Regions from separate parts of the Homo sapiens genome. Here region 1 is linked to region 2. The links are chromatin contacts, found by Hi-C or POLR2A ChIA-PET in ENCODE. All regions are on one chromosome and are shown on one strand. The core of a region is the stretch at or near the end of the contact, and the rest is flanking DNA. Distances in the headings are between cores, read along the strand shown.

The links. A loop is a pair of places that touch in the nucleus more often than their neighbours do. ChIA-PET counts read pairs that join two places held with the same protein, here RNA polymerase II (POLR2A). Pooled maps may share reads with other maps.
Region 1: a loop to region 2 is called in a pooled map, with 3 times the contacts of the local background. The contact joins the promoter of BMI1 here to the enhancer-like site in region 2. A Hi-C loop is called at or near these places in 1 of 168 maps with a recorded cell type or tissue (gastrocnemius medialis), 3 of 37 single-sample maps with no recorded cell type and 12 of 50 pooled maps. POLR2A ChIA-PET finds 5 or more read pairs at or near these places in 1 of 52 experiments (activated B cell).

The regions. Positions count from the first base shown.
Region 1 is chr10:22,318,504-22,322,361 of GRCh38, reverse strand. BMI1 (BMI1 proto-oncogene, polycomb ring finger) reads right to left here and starts at 1,263. Exons shown (of 10, transcript NM_005180.9): 1 at 666-1,263. It overlaps COMMD3-BMI1 (COMMD3-BMI1 readthrough), which reads right to left. Exons shown (of 14, transcript NM_001204062.2): 5 at 3,344-3,403. COMMD3 (COMM domain containing 3) reads right to left here. Exons shown (of 8, transcript NM_012071.4): 5 at 3,649-3,709; 6 at 3,500-3,556; 7 at 3,344-3,403; 8 at 2,056-2,423. The coding sequence ends at 2,364. RefSeq lists silencers at 899-1,098, 1,289-1,458, 1,519-1,778.
Region 2 is chr10:21,722,807-21,726,962 of GRCh38, reverse strand. MLLT10 (MLLT10 histone lysine methyltransferase DOT1L cofactor) reads right to left here. Exons shown (of 23, transcript NM_001195626.3): 15 at 608-719. LOC107984214 (a long non-coding RNA gene) reads left to right here. Exons shown (of 2, transcript XR_001747388.2): 2 at 1-440. Among named protein-coding and RNA genes, the nearest start is that of MLLT10, 190 kb to the right of the region's middle. RefSeq lists an enhancer at 1-441. Within about 2 kb of position 2,147, at least 9 of the 41 ENCODE cell types and tissues checked have a DNase peak (open chromatin) inside an H3K27ac peak, as active enhancers do.

The DNA of each region.
Region 1 (3,858 bases), core at 14-2,513, 600 kb before region 2:
TCGGGGCTCTCTCCAGCCTAACACCCACCTTGGCGGGATGGCCGCCCCCCACGCAACCCGTCCCTATAAAATGGGGGCGTTCTCTGGCTGCTGGAGCCCCTCCAGAGCCCTTTCTTCGGGAGAGGAGGGAAGCCACTTGACCCAAGCAGCTCCCGATTTCAGGAACCCGTCCCCGTTTCATCCAAATCTACCTCTCAACAAAGGGCGCTGCGGCCGGGAGAGCCGCCGAGGCTGGAAATACCAGTACTCCTCTCGGGGGCCATGTGCGTCGCGAGGGTGCGGAGGGGCGCCCGGGGGAGCGGGGAACTAAAACGTGGGGCCGCGCGCGGCGCGCCGGGGCTGAGCGGGCGGCGGCGGCTGGAGCGGCGCCGAGCCCTGCTGGCGGCGGCGGCGCGGCGCGGGCTGCGGGTCGGTCCCGGCGCCGCGGGAGTCGGCGGGCGGCGGCGGGCGCGCGCTCGCGGGCGCGGGGAGGGCGGCGCGCGGGGCCGGCAGGCGCGGGGCGGGCGGCGCGGGGCGCGGGGCCGGGCGCCCACGCTGTCAGCGCCCTCCCGGCGGCGCGGCCGGGGCGCGGGGGGGGCTCCCCTTCCACCCGCGGCCGCCCCGAGCCCCGCGCGGCCCCCGCCGGCCCCCAGCCCCGTCCCGGGGGCGCCTCGCCTCCTACGTACCCGGAAAGAGCAGCCGGCGCGAGGCGATCGAAGCGGGCGGAAAAGACAATGAAAGTTAAAAGTCGTTCAGCAGAAAATGAATGCGAGCCAAGCGGCCATCTTGAAGCGAGCTGCAGACGCCGCTGTCAATGGGCAACCAGCGCGGCCCCGAGCAGCCGCGGCCGCCACGCTCGTCTCATGCCGCCTCCGGCCGGCCTCCTCCTGCTCCGGCGCCTCGGCCTCCTCCGGCGCCTCGGCCTCCTCCTCCTCCGCCTCCGCCTCGACCTCCAACGCCTCCTCCTCCGGGGCCTCCTCCTCCTCCTCCTCGGCCGCCGCCGCCTCCTCCCGCTCCGCACTCGGGGGAGGGCGCGCGCGGAGGGGGCGCGATCGGTTTTATTCTGCGGGGCTGGGAGGTGCTGCTAAGCCGGAACGGGGCTCCCGCGCCCACATCCCCATTGTCTCGCCCCGATCTCTGCCTCTCATACTACGATTATTTCATAGTTGCTGTGGGGGAGGCGGGCGGGCGGGGGGCGCCGTGTGTGTGCGTGCGAGCGGGGGGAGGGGAGGAGGGGGAGGGGAGGGTGGAAAAAAATGCACCGCTGAAGGCAGAGTGGAAACTGACACCGGCTCCAAAATGGCTCGGAGTCCGCCCGCCCCCTCCCCCCGCCGCCCCCCCAGCGGGTCACGTGCTCCCCTCATTCCTTAAGGGCGGCCTGGGAATTAGTGTCGGTGTAGTCAGGCCCGTGGCCGCCCCCTCCCCTCCGCGCCGCGCGCCCGGCCCCCTCCCTCGCTCCGCGCCGCGGCGGCGGAGACATTTCTCCACAGCGCCACACGCGCCGCCCTGCTCCGCGCGGCCGCCGCTCCGGCCCCGCACGCCGCGCAGCCCACCCCGCCCCCCGTTCTTTCTTTCTCCCGGCCGCCCGCCTCCTCCCGGGGCGCATACGTCCCGCGGCCGCCGCCCCCCGGCCGGCCCCGCGGGCTGCGGCCCAGGCTCCGGCGCCGCGGCGCGGAACCTGCGCCCAAGTTGGGCTCGCGGAAACAACAGCGCCCGCCCCTGCCCGCCAGCCCGCGGCCGCGCCGGCCTCTTCCCCGCCCGCGGGCGGCCGAGGCGGGGCGCGCGCGGGCGACGGCTGGCTCCGGGCAGGGGCTCCGCGCCGGGCCGGGACCGGGCGGCCGAGGGTCGGGCTGTGGGCGAGCCCTCGGGCGCAGGTAACGGGCCGGGCAGCCGCCCGCGCCCGCCCCCGGAGCCCCGAAGCAGGGGTCTGCGACAAACCCAGGAGATCGCATCGTTTCCTCCGTGTTTAACTTTAATCCTGAGAAAAGGCTATCGTTAAAAGTTCACACTACTCCTATCTAGCTTCACACAAAGTAATAACACACGAACTCAGATCCAAACAAAATATCATCACTCTTTGTGGAAAACAACACCTTATTTATTCAGGGTGTAATACTGTCTACTTCCTTTCAGAAGACTTGAAAAAGATCAAAATAGGATAAATGGACAGTTACTACTAAACGATTCAAATACTTGGGCAGTATCTTTCCCTCTTAACCCTTTCACACGTTTTTAAAGTGTCAAAATTGATGAATGGTATAAATTCAAAAGGAAAATTCTTTTCTACTGAAAAGGACATCCAGCTCGCACAAACGGTGGTTCAGCTGAAGGCAAGGCGTTTCTGGTTTTCCTCTGCACTCGGGCGGATCGTTAACTTCCCCAAGTTACAACTGAGTTGCTCTTTCCAGGCTTTTCGAAGCATCTTTAAGTTTCCCCACCAAGTCCTAAAAGACGTGTATACAATACCACGTTTTTAGGATAAAACATGGAAAGAAGTATCCAAGCTCAAGAAAGATGCAAGAAAAAAAATCAGGACACACCTTCCAAACAAGTTTAAAATTCAACAAGATTTTAACTTTTGACAAACTACTATCGGGCAAAAAAAGCGTTTCCTCGGAAATACCTCATGTTCAAATCGGTTATTTGCCCTCACACTGAAACATGATTTCTAACCGGATCCTTAACCGCCCAGATACATCTGAATTTTCTCAAGTTATCTAACAAAGGTTATGCTGTATACACATTTTCTGAAAGTTGAAAGTTTGATTCATAGTTACATTAAAACGACTCTGCAGAAGATGCCTTTGAAAAATTCAATTTCACTTAAATTTCCAGTAATGAGCTTCATTTTTTAAAAACTATGAAATAAATTCGTTGTCATATCCACTAATAAATGTAGTTTTGAATTTTCCCAGTCTTAAATGGGCAATATAAACAGTTTTAGAATGTTATGTATACTTCCCCCTTTATAAAGTCATTTAAAAAGTTTCAAAATCCAATTTTGACAGTTTAATTCAATTTCTGAAAGCAAAGACATTTTCAAAGCCATGCTCTTAATTTTGTTTATCTTATTGGACCAAACTCATCATGAATAGAAGAAATTTACACTAAACACTACAGAAGTTTATTTCAATCAGCAAGAACAGCAAATACAGACCAATTCTCTATTAATAACATCTTAATTTCAAGTGAAGCCTATCTTAAAATACTACTTTTGATGCCCCTTTCCCATTAAATCCTTAACCAATCTTCATTATCTGCTGACAAATGGTTAGATTAATTTTCTTTTGAACTTCCCAAGAGTATAACTCTCAAGTAAACATTTATAAAAAGACAGGAATATTTATAGATCCTAATACTGTACCTGTAATTGTTCCATGCTGCAACTAAAACTAATCTCTGGATAGGATGGGGAATCAGTGTTCTAGGGCAGGAAAAAAAACACGCAACAAGAAACGCTGTTTATTTAAATCAATGAAATTATAAATTTCATTATTGGATAAGACTTATCTATAAATACCTGTACACTTAAGGTCACCAAATATGCAGGTCTGTACATCCTATGAAGTTGATTGGTCTAAAATAACACAACAAACACGCAACAGCTTTTAACTCTAGGTTTTAAGAAGTTCCCTAAATCCCCCGCTAGAGAAGTTTCTTAAACTTTACCTTTATCTGATATTCCAAGCGCCAAGAAACATCCGTTATATGAGGGAGAGATCTGCCTATACTGAAAGATGCAATGATAACTTCGTACATAGTCTCCTCAGAAGAACTTTTCAGTTATTTATATTTACTAAGAATGGCTCTACTTTCCACCCCCAACTCCATTTTAATCCATTCTGAATTTAAACCATTGTTAAACTTTATTTTTAAATT
Region 2 (4,156 bases), core at 898-3,397:
GTCAACTGGTGAACATTCACAGGATTACTAAACACTGCAGAAATTCTCTAACAGGATTTTTTTAACCAAGTTTGTGTAATACAATTTCATGAATTATGCAAATAAAGGTTTAGGCTATTCACAGAAAAGCCCAGTGTTATGTTACTTTCATTGCATAGAACTGAGAACTGAACACATCAATCACAAAAGTCACAGGAGACACTGCTGCATTCCTGCTTGCTGATGGCTCTGTTGAAACATTTCCATTTCAGACAATAAAAAAAAAAAAAAAAAAAAAAAAAGGACATTGCTATTTTGCAGCACAGCATACTATTTACTTCCAACTGTGATTCTTTTTTATTGTAAATTGACAGTTTGTAATTATATAAATTTGGAGTACAAATTGATGTTATGATATATGAATGTAATGTGGAATAATAAAATCAAGCTAGTTAACATAACCAGCACCTGAAATATTTAACATTTTCCAACTGTGAATATTTTTTTAAAGTACAAATCCTCTACTAACCACATCCCTGCATGTTTTCAAATAAAATGAACCAAAAGGGGAAAAAAATTAAAGTAGGTGAGAGTAGGGTTTTAGAGTTAGTAATTCTTGAAAACTTACCTGTTTGATTGTTTTCAGACTGAGCTATAAGAGCTGCCATTGATGAATTTGATCTATTGCCATACATATGAGATGGTGCCTGACTGAGAGAAGATCCAGATAGAGTATTTGCCTAAATGGAAAAAATTACAATGATAAATGAATTATATGTGAAAATATATTAAAAGTTTTCCCTTCTAATAGATCTAGTAATTATATTCTCCAACCTAAGAATATAAGCAAAATTTGTGACCTTCTGAAAAGCAAATTTCGTTCTTACTTGTTTTACCATTCAACATGTCAATTTTTTAAAAGTTACATAACTAGGCCGGGCGCGGTGGCTCACGCCTGTAATCCCAGCACTTTGGGAGGCTGACGTGGGCAGATCACGAGATCAGGAGATCGAGACCATCCTGGGTAACATGGTGAAACCCCCGTCTCTACTAAAAATACAAAAAATTAGCCGTGCATGGTGGCGGGCGCCTGTAGTCCCAGCTACTCGGGAGGCTGAGGCAGGAGAATGGCGTGAACCCAGGAGGTGGAGCTTGCAGTGAGAGGAGATCACGCCACTGCACTCCAGCCTGGGCGACAGAGCGAGACTCCGTCTCAAAAAAAAAAAAAAAAGTTACGTAACTACAATTTTTTTTTTTTTTTTTTTGAGAAAGAGTTTCACTCTTACCCAGGCTGGAGTGCAATGGCGCGTTCTCGGCTCACTGCAACCTCCGCCTCTAGGGTTCAAGCAATTCTGCCTCAGACTTCCCAGTGGCTGGGATTACAGGAGGCGCCCGCCACCACGCCCAGCTAAATTTTTTGTATTTTTAGTACAGACGGAGTTTCACCATGTTGGCCAGGTTAGTCTCAAACTCCTGACCTCAGGTGATCCACCCGCCTCGGCCTCCCAAAGAGCTGGGATTATAGGCGTGAGCCACCGCGCCTGGCCATAACTACAAATTTTTAAAAAAGAAGAACTGGCACGTTGGAAGGTAACTATTCCTGCTTTTAATTTTCAACATATCTAGCTGATACCAAACCCCAGTGGCACAGCAACCATGTGGACATGAGACTAATTAATCTTATTAAGCCATCTGAAACATAAAAGCAGGAAGACAACAGGTATCTAACCAAATGCTTCAATCTCTCATATCACAAGCTGGCTAAGGAGGTCAAAAGTCCAACTTTTACTTCTAGTATTTTAGCTACAGGGAGCTGTATTTCCATTGCTTAACTCTGTCATTAGTAAAACCTGCACACTATTTTGTTACTTCCTATTTTGATAGACTTGGAAGCCTGCTGCTTTTTCTGTTTTGTTTTGTTTTTATTTTAAAAGAAAGCAAACAGGCATCCCAAGTATGTTTTCTATACAATGCAGGACTCAACGAATCACAGCTTTGCCCTGACCCCATATAAGGCACTGTCTTTTTGGCAGCAAGCCAGCTCTACTAACTGAAGAGCTCGTCCAAAGTTTGTAATTCATTCATGTTGCTAACCACAATTCTGAAGGCCTCACTGGGACCTGTGCCAAACAAGCGAAAATGAACCCTTAAACAGATGAAGCTAAGGAGGCTGGCCAAAGTATTGCGTAATCCACTGTAATAAAAATGCTTTCTTTGATGTGCATGCTCTCTCCCACTTTCCAAGAATATTATGACCTTAAAATTTGACATTTTGGAGGCAAATCTCTTGTATACAAAATGCTGTTACTCACAGAAGACTCTCAGTGGCCTGAAATAATTCTCAGATTTAACAGAACCACAAATGTTAAAGTAGAATTGTTCTTCTTTTTCATGAATGAAATCAAACTGAAGCTTTTATAAACTAAAATCATTGCAGTTATTTCAGAACAAAACTCTTGAAAATATCGGCAAAGAACTAAAGCACTTCTATCGTAAAGAAGCTGAATAACAAGAACAAAAGATGGGGGACATTTGGATATGTATAACTGCACACAAGAGACTAAGACAACACAGTAGTTGTAAGCAAAATAACACAGAGAAGAAGCTGTATTTCTGGACAGACTCACATCATGACATTGCATCTTGGCCTTCAGCCCACTTACAAAGCATGAAAATGTGCGTTTATGGTTCACGGAAACAGTTTCTGGGATGTACCATCCTTGCTTTCTATTATCTCAAAGCGTGTATTTTATAGTTCACACTTTAATGTGTAAATTAAATCTGTCAATTTCTGGGTTTTGTTTTTCCTCTTATTAAAAATATGCAGACAAAGTCAGTAAGTTGGTACTCTTCAGTCCTGTTTAACAATCAACTGTCCCTCGGGAAAAGGTAAGTTATAACTTCAACATGAAGATCGTGCTGTTCACTTACCATGTATTTAGTAGTAGAGGGCACATAAAACACACAATTCATAAACAGAGATACAGTTAAGATTTTTTTCTCTCTCCAGAAGTCAATTCTTTGGGAATCTTAGCTATTAATAAAACAATATAGAATAAGAAAAATACAAACAATTCAACAGAAAAAACAGATATTACCAGTCCCATCTGTTGACGTCTCAGATCCTAATACTTAAAAATAGCTTTTGTAGAGCCAATTTACTCTTACTGTAGATACAATTCTAAAAAAGATCCACTACACATTTAATAGATTAGAAATGGAAAATTAATTAGAAGGAGGAAGAAACAGTCTTATCTCGAGACAGTCTGTTGACACCAAGAAGTAACAGCTGACCACAGGACAGGGCAGAGAAAAATAGGACCAACAGAGAAAACACAGTACAGAATGCGGATACGGTGGTCCTCCAAGAAGACACTGAGGATAGCATTCTCATTTTAGTTTATTATTAACTTTATAAAGTGTACTTCTAGATGCCTTAGCACTTCCAAAGCAAGGAAACACTCCCAGCCTTTTGACTCTCGTTCATGCAGTCATCTATGTGACATATCAATATATCACTTGGAATACCTTTTTGCTTTCAATTATCAGTCTCATCACTTGCCTTAGATAAGAATCCAAAGATCCAACTCTCACTAGAACTAGAAATATACTCTTTTTTAGGAAGGGTTCCTTCTGCCAAGGGCTTTATATTAATATTTATCCTTATTAGCTTCAAATTTCAGAGGGGTGGCATTTTCTTGATCTAGTCTCTGAATTATCTTAGTTTCCCTATCTATTAGATCTATATATACTAAAGATCAAAATAGAAAGGAGTATGGCACAACAACTAATTTGCATAATGATGATCATCAAAAAAAGATAAAGTATCTTTAGCGTATGCTAAAGAAGGAAAGTATCTATTTTTAAAAGATGGCTGGCAAAAGTTGATACAATAAATGAAAGTATTATTGGAAATGACCAATTTCCCAAACGGGTTAGCTAAAATTAATGTGGTAGTTGTTTTTCTAGTAAAGGCATTTATCTAAACAAGAGACTTTCAAAAGAGAAATTAAAAGTTATTAATTTTACCAGATAGAGTCATTTTGGTGTATAAAAACATCTACTACATTCCATATTAATTTCTGCTGGGAAACTGAAATCATGAACGTCATCATTTTAAGGTTGGTAAGATGAGATACCAAAGACTACACAAATGACTGTCACTGCTTAGCCTACA